Linked DNA regions of Homo sapiens: region 1 is linked to region 2. Evidence: read pairs that join two places in POLR2A ChIA-PET (ENCODE). Cell type or tissue: GM12878. All regions are shown on one strand. Links, peaks and the distances in the headings refer to the core of each region. The heading gives the core; the rest is flanking DNA. Region 1 overlaps DDX10 (DEAD-box helicase 10). Region 2 overlaps DDX10 (DEAD-box helicase 10).

Region 1 (6,962 bases), core at 1,777-4,276, 65 kb after region 2:
GGATGGTAAGGGATATTTGGTTAAATTGTCTTTTGTGGAATGAATTTTGTATTAACTTTATTAAAAATAATTTTATATTAAAACCCAAAGATTTGGGTTCTAGCTCTACTACCGTATTTTTCTACTAATCCTATAATTTTCTTATCTGTAAAATGTGAAATTCTAACAGATTTTCATTCATTCATGTTTTCATTCATTAAATATGTGCTAGACATTGTTATTGTTAATTTTTAAATGTTAACCCATAAATAATGATATTGTTCCTTCTCATAATTATGCACCATGTTTGTGTTTTCCTTATAGCAGTTTATTTTCCTTATTTTTTTGGAGGGAAAAAATTACCTTAAAAAAAAAACTGCACGAAATAAACTGTCTTTCAAATATGTCATCGCCAGAGATTGTAGTCTCAAATATTTATCTTTAAATAATTACATATGGATAGGTGATTTAATCTTAGTCTAGCAGCTCAATGATGTATGGAAATTCTTTTTGTCAGTCCCACCGGGGGAGCATTGATTGCTAAACAGAATATTGGGGACTGATATGCAAGATTAGGTATTTCTTTTCTCCAGAGAAAGTAATAGAAAATAGAAATTTCATGCAAATGTATGCAGTGGATAGTTAGTTATGATTCCCAAGTATTCATCTACCCAAAGTAAATGTCTCCTGTGCAAACAAAATATTTTCTTTGATTTTGTCATGCTGAATGGAAAACTGATTATATTAAATGTTCCCCTATCGAAGTCCACTTGTAAATGACTGCAGCAAACTGTAAAGGGATGGAATAGAGAATTTCAGCACTTGAAGGTTTTCACTGCACAAATGAATTTTATGAAAATCTAATGATCAGATGTTAATTATGAACTAGTTAATTGGTTTTCTTGATTAAAAAAGAAAGGTGAGAGCATGAGAATAATACACTTTGCATGTTTTAGCAGTGGAGATAGTAGATTGGCACTTAGTTTTCAGATAACAGGAAGACTAAGAATTAGGTAATAGTGCAATTGAAATACCTTTATGCATTCTCATTGTCTTTAAGGTGAAGGTGGTAAAGATGTAGGAAATTGATAGTTACTAAAACGTTCATCCTTTCTAATACACTTGAGATGGAGATTCTTCAGCAGAATATTAAAAGATGTGTTTATACACTTTAAAGTGAGTTATCAGTCTTTTTCCTGATTATAAGCCATTGCTTGTTATGTGCTACAGATCATGACTAATTTTAATGTGTAATTCGGATGAATTAAATGTGAAAGTAGAAGCCTAAAGTGAATAATGGAGCAGATTTAAGAAAATTATCATGGCATATCTTAGAGCCATTTCTTTAATTTTTGTAAACACAAACTTAATTCTTCTGTTGCCGAAGTGTCATGGGAAAATAACAAAGTCAATAGAATTCAAAATGCAAAACGTTAAAAATGGTATTTTGCTCATATGGGCATACTCTTTTGTGTTCTTTTGTAAAATACTTTGTCATAAAAAATTAAAGCCTTCAGTAAAGGACAACTATGTGACTTTTTAATAAAATAGTTATTATGAAATTTTGAGGGCACTCGGGCATTTTATAACTCATTCTCATTTTTGAAGAGGAAAAACGTCCTTTACTACTGGAAAGAGTATTATAAGTGATTGCTTTTTTCCCTTTTTTTTAAAACGGAAATTTCTCACATAACCTAGGTAGAAACTTTTGTAGGAAATTGGATTTGTAGTTGGCATTTGCTCTGTTCTATATTTTAGATCATAACTACTTTGGACAATTTCAAAATAAAAAGATGGAATTTTAGGCAACTTGTAATTTAAGTTCAGCCAGGTTTGAAATATCTGCTGTGATTTATAGAGACAAGCTTTGACCTGGCTAATTAACAAAAGCGCATACTAGGGCCAATCTTACAAATGCTTGGACAGTAAAATTAACTCCGTTTTAAAAGGTGTAGGTATTCTCTTAAACTCTTCAGGAAACTTTGCCAGAGCATTACATATCATCACTGAATAAGTGATTTTTTTTTTTGCTTGTACTTAAGGTGTGATTTGTTTCTTCTGAGTTATTAGTTCCCTTGTGTTATATCCAAGTCTCCTTTGGGTATAAACTCAGTCAAAAAAAAAGCTCATTAGTCTCTTATTAAGTGATCTTTTCCTAAACTCTGAGTGTTATTTCCTAGCAGGTATTAAGGATTCACTAGTTTTCCTTTTGTTGCATATTATATCATGACTAGATCCCAATTTAGTTTTCAGACCATAAAGGACTTATATTTCTATATTTCAGTAATACATATCAATATTGATTTTAACGTCTTATAAAATTAATACCTTCTCTATATCTTTACTGGGATTTTTGAAAGATGTAACTAATAATACAAGTTTACTTAATAATATTGTTGTAGCACTAGTCTTTAGTAATTGTCACCAAAAATATTTGAGGAATTTTAACCCAAAATTCAGTAGTTCTGATTAATACAGAGCTAGTAGCAGAGGAAAGATCACAAGTCCTATTTTAATAGCGTAGATGCCCAGATACCAACCACATATGAGGCTTCTGTTCCAATTGTCCTGCTTTCAGAAAATTCAGGAAAGTGTTTTCAGACTAATGAAAAGTTATCAGCCTGCTGCCCAGAATACTAAATTGTTTTCTTCCTTTGTGGTGATAGTTTGTGATTTGAAATAAACCATTTATGCCAAAAAGAAAGTTATATCAACTTCCTCTTTGTGGCAATTCACTATTTACCAAGCAGGACTGGAATGTTTGTATACATCGTGCCACCCAAATGTAATCGTTCAGAGGAAGTGACTCAGAACTTTAAGATGCAAATTAATTGAAAGTGACTTTAGTAGGAGATCCACTTTGCCGTGACTGTATTATCCATCTTAGATCATAGGCGTAAGAATTGTTACTTACATACATCTACTATGAATTGTTATAGAGCAATTCTTGTTAGTTATTTATATATTCTAAAGAGTACTGACAATGGACACCGATACATTTAAAAGCAAAACAAATGAACAAGCATGCTTGTGAATCCAACGTGGCAGATCTCTGTAGCCCCTTAATGGTATTTAGAACTGGTGATTTTTTTAAAGCATTAGTCCTTCACATATTTTTTTTTTTCTTCCTGCCAATGCGTGTTTTAACTGTACTCTCTAGGCTTATTGTGGAAGGAATTGGTTTAGGCACATTTTCTGTGGTGTGTTATTGTGAGTGATAATAAATGCATATACTGGTATCTGTTTAGTTGCCAGTCTCCTTTAGCTCAGGATGCTAACCCATACATGTTTTAGATTTGGAAGTTGTCTGATTGGTACTGTATTATAAAACAATCTAGAGTTTATTGTAGCAAGAGCATTCCTGGTTTTTAGCAGAATATTCACTGAGTTCTGTTTGAAATCATAATCATTCTGTAACTGATACATATTTAGAGGAATTCAAGCCAGTTTGGTATTATACATCTGTCCTCATATCTTAGTTGCTTCTCTGATAGGAAGGAAAGGTAATTTTTATTGAGTGCCTTCCTTGTACTGAATGCTTGGTACACATATAATCCTTACATGATAGTGACATTGTCTGGCCTTGACTAGAAGACTAAGAAACTAAGTGTTTCAGTTGACTGGGGGGAAAAAAAATCCCTGTAGAGAAATAGGATCCAAAAGAGAAAAAGTAGAAAGACTTTTTTTTTTTTAAGAAAAAAATGATAATCCAAATATCAGCTTTTAATTAAGCTGACTTTTGACCATAGAGCTCTTTCAAAAACTTTTTAAAAAATTTCTTATTACACTTTAGCTGAGAGAAACAGCTAACATTCCTGGCTTTTTAACTTCTTTAAACTGAAGGTACCTTCCAAGTGACTCAACACCAAAAACAATAAACCTTTTATGACTTAACCAAGGAAGCACAAATTATCTCCAAAGAGGCGGAAAGCAGGCCTTACAAGATCCAGGACCACCCCCAAAGACAGTTCAAAGAAAGCAAAGTTTGACTAGCTGCAAGCAGGGGACAACCCATGTTTTTGCTTGGCAATATTCTCTAGGGTCTCAGCTTCCCAGCTGACTCTCCACACAAAGGCCTGACAACTGTGTGCCCCATGGATGGATGATTAAAGGAGACAGTGAGATAGGAAATCAAAAGCTGTCCATGGAAGGGAAAAAGATCAATAACAAATGGGTACCCAAAAAGTTGAGTCACACAAATATCAAACCCATTTTAAAAATAAATGTTTCTTTTTTCTTTCCCCTTTTGTGTTAAAGGATTTACGTCTCCAAGGGACTAGTTCCTTGGCAGGGAATCAAACTTCTAGGCCGCCAAGGTGAGAGTGTGGAATTTTAACTGCTAGACTACAAGATGGAGTGGCGTTCTTTGCAAATCCCGCAGGGGACCCGAGGCAGGTAGTTTGAACGTACAAAGGATTTTAACTTTGTTTTAAATCTGATTTCTGCTTTTTTTTTTTAAGAGACAGTCTAAGGCTAGCCATGACACTAATATATGTCTTTCTTTCAGTTTGATCCTCCCATAAATACAAATAAGGCAACTGCTGATAATGTGAGTTCTCCGGAGTCTTTTTCAAATACAGAAGTCTTTTTAATTCAAAGGAACCATCTTCCAGCCACTGACAATTAGGATTTCCAATGGTGTATTATTCTAGTATCAACTCAATCCAATAAGCCTCTTCATGGAAAGCCCATGAAGTAATTTTCTAGGTTTCGAATAAAATTTTACCGTATAAGCAAAAGCTGTTCCTAGAGAGGGTATAGAAGAGATAGTTCCCATGATCCTCCAAAAAGTTCACTCCCCGAAATAGGCTAAGAAAGAAAAAAACTCTTGTTGCCACAGAAGTCAAGGATAACATTTGTATATACAGTGCCTCCAGTATCCCACAAATTTGTGAGGGGGCTGCCCATCACAGACCCATTAATCCATGACACTGGGTAGGCCCACCTAGGATTGGACTTTCCCAGGACTAACCAGACAAAAAGAATCGAGCCTTTTTGTCTGGACTAACCAGACAAAAAGAATGACAAAAGCCCGCTATGGATGGGACTTAAGACAAACTCTCCTGAGGTCTTGGCATATTCAGAACAAAGAGTAGGCTGCTTAATATGTTACATGTCTCGGAGTTCCCAGTCTTTTCAGGCTGGCCACCAGACATGACCGAAAAATCATGTCCCCTAGAGGGTGGAAACCAAGAGCAGGTATTCCTGTTTGGTCACAAAGCAAGCTCTCAAGGATGTAAAATAAGATGAGAGGGACGCTTTATAACAAATGACACAGAAAGACAGAGACAGCTGAAAAGCTATTTGTGGGAGGAAAAGGATCAGACAATATGAATATTCATGTTGAAAATACACCAGAATTTCTACACCCAAGTCAAGTCATACCAATAATTTTCTCCCATTAATCAAAATTTTGGAGAAAAAAAAAAAAAAAACAAGCGAGATTTCTACCATCCACTCAACCAGATTCCATATACAGAGACTGGGAGCCTGACTGGTAAGAAATACTTACACTCTTGCTAGCTTGTCAGGCTCTAGGTTCACTTGAATGTGGCGTCCAGAAGAGCAGAGGGGCTTTGGTATCCTGCTCACAGTGTCAAAAGAGTAGGGGCAAATAGAGAACTTCCCCTTTGCCTTCTGAAGGTTTGTTGAAAGTCAGCTGACAAAAGGTAGATTAATAGAAGAAATGGCATGCCAGTTTATTAATGTACACACATTTGCATGGGAGTCATACAAAATATGAACTGTGTGTGTTAATCTCTTCAAGCAAGCCACCAGAAATCCTAGTATTTTCAAATGTGCATTGAACACAAGAAAGTTCAGAATTTCAGCTGCAACTTCGTGTCTCTGCGTTATCTCTCAATCTCTATTTTATTCTCACTTTCTCACTTTTCAACTGCCTGTAGTTTCTGATCATATAAATGCACTGGTCTATATCAATCCCTTTTCTCTGCAGTAGTTCTGGAACTATCTTTATTGGGTTTTTTTTTTCTCCTCCCCCCAACCCCCCGTGTTAAGTTATAAATTACTTTGATTTTTCCAAGTGGCATTTCTTAACATTATAATCCTGGGATGAAATTTATGATGCCTGAAGACAGATTTTAAAACCAATTACAGAGATCTCAAGAGTGTATTGAATATGCTTGTTCCCATACTTTTGCATTTCAAAATAAACAGGAAAAGAGGGAGATATATGGTGTTGCCACCTGTTTATATTTTCACATTAGAAACACTTCAAAGCATGCACAGCTACCTTTTTTTTTTTTTGTAAAAAGAAAATAAAATAGAAAAAGATAATAGAATACAAGGAAGTGCTTTCATATGATAGTTGGTACCTTTGTGTCACCATAAAGACATGCACAGCAATATTAGAATTATTTTGTCATCCTAAACTTTACCTTTACCTGGTGATACAGTTTGAATATATGTCCCCACCACATCTCATATTGAATTGTAATCCCCAATGTTGGAGGTGGGGGCAGATGGGAGGTGTTTGGGTCACAGGGGCAGATTCCTCATGGCTTGGTGCTGTCCTCGCAATAGTGAGTGAGTTCTCATGAGACCTGGCTGTTTAAAAATGTGTAGTACCGTGTCAGGTGCTGTGGCTGACGCCTGTAATCCCAGCACTTTGGAAGGCTGAGATGGGTTGATCACCTAAGGTCAGGAGTTCGAGAGCAGCCTGACCAACATGGTGAAACCTCATCTCTACTAAATACAAAAAATTAGCTGGGCATGGTGGCACATGCCTGTAATCCCAGCTACTTGGGAGGCTGAGGCAAGAGAATCGCTTGACCCAGGAGGCGGAGGTTGCAGTGAGCTTAAAATGCGTCACTGCACTCCAGCCTGGACAGCAAGAGCAAAACTCTGTCTCAAAAAAAAAAAAAGTGTGGTTCTTCCGTCCTCCCCTCGCTCCTGTTCTTGCCATGTGAGACACTGGCTCTCCCTTTGCCTTCCACTGCGATTGTAAGCTTCCTGAGACCTCA
Region 2 (6,962 bases), core at 1,512-4,011:
GCCTTTGTGTCCTTATAAGTTAGCTCTCACATATGAGTGAGAACATTTGATGTTTGGTTTTCCATTACTGACTTACTTTACTTAGAATAATAATCTCCAGTTCCATCCAGGTTGCTGTGAATGCCATTATTTCATTCCTTTTTACGGCTGAATAGTATTCCATTTCTTTATCCACATTTTCTTTTTTTTTGTTTGTTTTTTGTTTTTTGAGACCGAAAAAAATATTTTTCATTTTTCAGATCTGAAACTCTATACCTGTTAGGTGGGTCTTAATTTTAAGACTACAGTTTAATTTTAAGACTATAGCTCCGTCGCCCAGGCTGGAGTGCAGTGGCACAATCCTGGCTCACTGCAACCTCTGCCTCTGGGCTCAAGCAATTCTCTTGTCTCAGCCTCCTGAGTAGCTGGGACTACAGGTGCCTGTCACTATGCCTGGCTAATTTTTGTATTTTTAGTAGAGACGAGGTTTCACCTTGTTGGTCAGGCTGGTCTTGAACTCCCGACGTCAGGTGATCCACCTGCCTTGGCCTCCCAAAGTGCTGGGATTATAGGTGTGAGCCACTGCAGCCTCCCAAAGTGCTGGGATTACAGGCATGAGCCACTGTGCCTGGCCTATCCACATTTCTTTATCCACTCATTGATTGATGGGCGTTTGGGTTGGTTCCATATTTTTGCAGTTGCAAATTGTGCTGCTATAAGCATGAGTATGCAAGTACCTTTTTCATATAATGACTTCTTTTCCTCTGGGTAGATACCTAATAGTGGGATGTCTGGATCAAAAGTACATCAAATGGATCTACTTTTAATTCTTTAAGGAATCTCCACACTGTTTTCTGTAGTGGTTGTACTAGTTTACATTCCCACCAACACTGTAAAAGTGTTCTCTTTTCACTGCATCCATGCCAACATCTATTATTTTTTATTTTTTGATTATGGCCATTGCTGCAGGAGTGAGGTGGTATTGCATTGTGGTTTTGATTTGGATTTCTCTGATAACTAGTGATGCTGAGCATTTTTCCACATGCTTATTGGCCATTTGTATGTCTTCTTTTGAGAATTAGCTATTCATGTCCTTAACTTTTTGATGGAATTTTTTTTTCTTGCCGATTTGTTTGAATTCTTTGTAGATTCTGGATATTAGGCTTTGTTAGATGTATAGATTGTGAAGATTTTCTCCCACTCTGTGGGTTGTCTGTTAACTCTGCTGATTTCTTTTGCTGTGCAGAAGCTTTTTAGCTTTAATTAAGTCCCATCTATTTATCTTTGTTTTTGCTGCATTTGCTTTTGGTTGGTCATAAAGTCTTTGCCTAAGCCAAGTCTAGAAGGGTTTTTCCGATGTTATCTTCTAGAATCTTTATGGTTTCAGATCGTATTTAAGTCTTTGATCCATCTTGAGTTGATTTTTGTGTAAGGTGAGAGATGAGGATCCAGTTTCATTCTCCTACATGTGGCTTGCCAGTTATACCAGCACTATTTGTCGAATAGTGTGTGCTTTCCTCACTTTATGTTTGTTATCTTTGTAAGCACTTGGCTTTATTTCTGGGTTCTCTATTCTGTTTAATTGGTCTATGTGCCTATTTTTATACCAGTACCATGCTGTTTTGGTGAATATGGCCTTATAGTATAGTTTGAAGTTGGATAATGTGATGCCTCCAGACCTGTTCTTTTTACTTAGTCTTGCTCTGGCCACACAGGATCGTTTTTGGTTCCATATTAATTTCAGGATTGTTTTTTCTAGTTCCATGAAGAATTATGGTGGTATTTTGATGGGAGTTGCATTGAATTTGTAGATTGCTTTTGACAGTATGGTCATTTAAAAATATTGATTCTACCCATTTATGGGCATGGGATATGTTTCCATTTGTGTCATCTGTGATTTCTTTCAGCAGCAGTGTTTTGTAGTTTTCCTTGTGGTTTTTCACATCCTTGTTTAGGTATATTTCTAAGTATTTTACGTTTTTTTGCAGCTATTCTGAAAGAGGTTGAGTTCTTGATTTGATTCTCAGCTTGGTCACTGTTGGTGTATAGCAGTGCTACTTTAATTTTGTATCCTGAAAGTTTGCTGAATTCATTTACCGGTTCTGGGAGCTTTTTGGATGAGTCTTTAGTGTTTTCTAGTTATACAATCATATCATCAGCAAACAGCGACAGTTTGATTTACTCTTTACTGATTTGGTTTCCCTTTATTTCTTTCTCTTGTCTCATTGCTCTGGCTAAGACTTCTAGTACTGTGTTGAATAGAAGTGGTAAAAGTGGGCATCCTTGTCTTGTTCCAGTTCTCAGGGGGGGAATGCTTTCAACTTTCTATGTTTAGTATAATGTTAGTTGTGGGTTTGTTGTAGATGGCTTTTATTACATAGATTGGCTATGTCCCTTCTTTGCTAACTGTGCTTAGGATTTTCATCATAAAGGGGTGATGGATTTTGTCAAATGCTTTTTCTGCATCTATTGAGATAATCATGTGATTTTTGTTTTTGATTCTATTTATAGTTTATTACAAAAAGATTTTGTAGATGGCTTTAAAACAAAATATCAAATAGTGTGTTCTTAATTTATACCATAAAGTTAGAGAATATTTGAATTACTGTAATTCATTTGATTTAGGGTGACTGAGGCATTATACTTTGATAGCAGCTGGGCTTGCTTTTTCTTTTTTAAATCATAAACAAGTTCTATTAGAGTTTGGTTATTTAGCCAATAGAAATGTGTATAGTTAAATATGTTTGGACTTTGGGGAAACAGTGTTTATCAATCTTAAGAAATACTCTTATCGGGCTGGGCATGGTGGCTTACGCCTGTAATCCCAGCACTTTGGGAGTCTGAGGTGGGTGGATCACGAGGTCAAGAGATTGAGACCATCCTGGCCAACATGGTGAAACCCCATCTCTACAAAAAATATAAAAATTAGCCAGGCGTGGTGGCAGGCACCTGTAGTCCCAGCTATTCGTGAGGCTGAGGCAGGAGAATCGCTTGAACCCAGGAAGCGGAGGTTGCAGTGAGCTGAGATCGAGCCACTGCACTCTTCCCTGGCGCCACTGCACCCCAGCCTGGTGACAGAGCGAGACTGTCTCAAAAAAAAAAAAAAAAAAAAAAAAGAAATGCTCTTATCTTTCATAGGAGTGGCTTCAGCTATAATAGGTAATCTTAAAGATTTTCTCCAGTGTTGACTCTTCTTTATTTTGTTGGTTTACTTCACTTTTAGATAAAATGGTTTTCATTATAAATTATTAGTTGGCCCAAATGGGAGCTACTTTAAGGAAACATAAAAATCTGATTTCTTTGGACTGTCTTTAATTCTAACTTTTATTTTCCTGTGATTTTTGCTTTTCATTTAAAATATCATTTTTTAACAATAGTTTTATTTTCTTTTGTAGGATATGTAGTAGTAATGCTTATATTAGTTTTTTTCATTGATTATATTTTGAATTTTCTTGTAGCCAATGTTAGCTAACATGGTCCTTATGATAAGAACCATTATTGGTTTTGTGACTGGTGGTGGCAGCAGTTCTTTTATCTTCCAGATTATTTCCAGTAACTTTCTACACCTATCATAGGACACTGAGAGTGACTACCAATTTTGTATTTTATGATACTTTCCTTTTAGCTTTTTAAAGTCTAGCATACGTGTTGTAGAAGAGGTGCAAATAGAAATGAAAGTCATATTTTGATGTTTTACATATTGTCAGCTAATCTTTCATTGTATTTCTTAGGGCTGCTATAAATTTCATTCTTGTACCAATAATACAAAATCTTGTCAAAAAATATAACTCCTATCTAATAATAGATATATTTTATATTTTTTGTTAATGAATTGAAGTATAAAAAGTAATAACACTCTATTTCTTGTCCAAGAGTCATTTTTTTAAAAATTCTAAAAAAGTAAAATCTGCACTTTAAGAAGTTAAATTTAGTTTTTAAAAATCTTCTAGTTGGAAAACTAAAGTTTGGTACACACCCAGAAAACATTTACTAAAATTGATTACATAAATTAAAAACTTCATCTTCACAAAAACCAAATCATAGCGAAATAACAAGATTACCTTGTATGGCAAAAGTCTAAATATAAATAATGAGATGTGGAAAACTACTGAAGCATTGTTAACAAATGAAGAGATTTCACAACTTGATAAATTAAATGCCAGGAATTCATTAGAAATACTGGCAGATAATACAAATGGTGCATAGAAAAATAATGCCTTTGAAAAGATGTTCTGTCATACGTAAAATAATACAACTGCAACTTAAAACTTCCCCGAGGTACTCTGTTTCACCTAGTTGATTGGCAACATAAAGCCTAATAATATACTTAGCTGCAGATGCAGTAAATCAATTCCTTATAAATCTTTGGTGGGAATATAAGTTTGTATAACTTTGGGAGGATTATTTGGAAATATATTTCAAAATTTAACTATACATACTCTTTGAGCACTTTCACTTTTAGAAACTTAACCTGGATATATAAAAGCACATGTGTATGAATAGATATAATCAAGGCTTTTAATTGCTGGAGGTAACTCTTTTAGTAACTTCATGTTTTTCCTGTGTACTTGAATATGAATGGAATCTCTCTGGAAGGATACAGAAGCTGCTAACAGCACCTGATCCTTAGGAGAGAAACCGAGGTTGCTGAAGAGGACATGAAAAACAACCTTTTAACTTAAGTACAATTTACAGAATACATGTGCATGTATTACCTGCTAAAGTTAATATTAAAAAGAATGACGTGGAACTAAGACTCTCTTGTCAGCCATGTGTAAAATACACCATCAGTGGACAGCACAGGTGTTTAGCACATCACTGATGTGCTGGTGATGCCACAGTGTGTTAGCGTTTGCCACTCAATTCAAACATCTCTCCCTCAAAAGGAAGTTCCTTGACATGCTCTTCTCACCCCTGACTACCTAGGACAGTCATATTCATTTATTCTGTGTATTTTTTCTAAGATTATATATATAATTAATGTTTTGTTCTAGTTGTTTCATATCTTTTTCCATAGATAGAGTTGGGCTCTGTGAAGGCTGGGAGTCCACCCCTCTTGCACTGCTGCGTCCTCACTATGTAGTATGATGCCTTGGATGGCGCTGACATTTGCAGCATCTTTGAATGAGTGAAGAATAATTCTAGAGTATCAGACAAAGCCAGAGCCTAACAGGAAAATATGATAAGCCTCTTCTCACCCATGTGGGCATTTCTGTTCCTTCTAACAGTGGCTTCCCTAAAACAAATAAAAAGTTTTACTTCTTCAGGGGGGCAGGACACAGAACTCTTTCAGAAACCAATATAAACCATAAAAGGCAGAGATGCAAATACCTCTACATTTTGTCATGTAATTTTAGTGGCTTCATGGATTTCCCTAAAGCTCTTCAACTTGACCACCTCACTTAAGGATCCACTCTGCAGGATTGTTTTTTTTGACCTTTATTCCACTGACAATTTTTGGTTTCATTTTTCTGATTTTTCCCCCTTCTTTCTAGACTGGGCTATTGTGTTTTATGAACATTTTCAAATGTACAGAAAAGTAGTAAGAAGTATACTTTTGGACACCCAAACGCCCAACATTCCACCATTCATATTCTACAGTTAACCTTTTACTGTATTTCTCTCTGTCTTTCTTTGCTTTTTTGAAACAGTATCTTGCTCTTTGATCCAAGCTAGATTGCAGTGGAGTGATCACAGCTCACTGTAGTCTTGACCTCCTGGGCTGAAGTGATCCTCCCACCTCAGCCTCTTGAGTAGCTAAGACTACAGGCCTGTGCCACCAAGCCTGGCTAATTTTTTTTTTTTTTTTTTTAATTTTTAGTAGAGACTGAGTGTCACCAAGTTGCCCAGGCTGGTCGTGAACTCCTGGGCCCAAGAGATTCTCCTGCCTTGGCCTCCCCAAATGCTGGTTACAGGCATGAGGCACCTACCTACCATATTTTCTTTATCACATAACTATCCATCTATCTCTCCATCCTTTTTTATTTAGTGCATTTGAGTAAGTTGCCAATATCATTACACTTTCCTCCATATACTTCAGCTTGTATGGCATTAACTACAGTTCAATATTGTTTATAGGACTCTTTTTTGAGACAGAAATTTATATACAATGAAATGCACAAATCTTACATGTAACATTTGATGAATTTTGACAAATACATACACCTGTGTAACTCAAACTTATCAAGATCTAGACCACTGCCATGACCCCAGAAGGTTTACTCATGTTCTTTCCTAGTACTTTTTGTTTACTGGTTTATGTGATTATAATTTACTATGTTACATTTATATTACAGTGATCCCTTAAGTTTATACTGTCTGATCAGCATTGCTTCTGTCTTTAGATGAGGTCTGATGGAGATCCAAGGTCCTTAAGAATTGTCCTAGCCAGATCGAGACCATCCTGGCTAACACAGTGAAACCCTGTCTCTACTAAAAATACAAAAAAATTAGCCGGGCGTGGTGGCGGGCGCCTGTAGTCCCAGCTACTCCGGAGGCTGAGGCAGGAGAATGATGTGAACCCGGGAGGTGGAGCTTGCAGTGAGCCGAGATCGCGCCACTGCACTCCAGCCTGGGCGACTGAGCAAGACTCCATCTCAAAAAAAAAAAAAAAAAAAAAAGAATTGTCTTAGCCCTAAAACAATTAAGATGTAGTAGGAGTCAGTAACAAAGTCACCAGCCCTGGTGGTTGTGTTGATGGTGGTCTCTAAGCCTTTGTGAGGAAAAGGAGGTGTAGGAATACTGACGAGGCTGACAGAAGTGGGGGTCTTATTAATCCCTTGTGTTCACAGGGGTCATACAGGTTATTTTTTAGGTGAACAGGTTTACTGCCACTGTATTTTTTTCCATTTTAGATGTTTTACCACCGCACAGCTTACTCAGTTACTCTCTGAAGTGAGATAAGGAAATGAGGATTATAGTAACTGAGGAAGAACAATAGTCACACATCTTAGAATAAGCATAGTGGTGGAGAGAGGGTAGGC

Evidence for each region. Peaks named below come from ENCODE experiments on the same cell type or tissue, not always from the same donor. Only the 100,000 strongest peaks of a DNase experiment are listed, where the experiment ranks them.
Region 1: POLR2A ChIA-PET joins it to region 2 with 8 read pairs; 4 of 35 experiments call an interaction of 5 or more read pairs at or near these places.

The regions. Positions count from the first base shown.
Region 1 is chr11:108,893,263-108,900,224 of GRCh38, forward strand. All of the region lies in intron 16 of DDX10 (DEAD-box helicase 10), which reads left to right. Among named protein-coding and RNA genes, the nearest start is that of DDX10, 230 kb to the left of the region's middle. In GM12878, for the core only: no CTCF peak of the experiment used is centred there; a DNase peak (open chromatin) is centred at 2,769.
Region 2 is chr11:108,828,351-108,835,312 of GRCh38, forward strand. The region is part of intron 13 of DDX10 (DEAD-box helicase 10); the gene reads left to right. Among named protein-coding and RNA genes, the nearest start is that of DDX10, 170 kb to the left of the region's middle. In GM12878, for the core only: no CTCF peak of the experiment used is centred there; no DNase peak of the experiment used is centred there.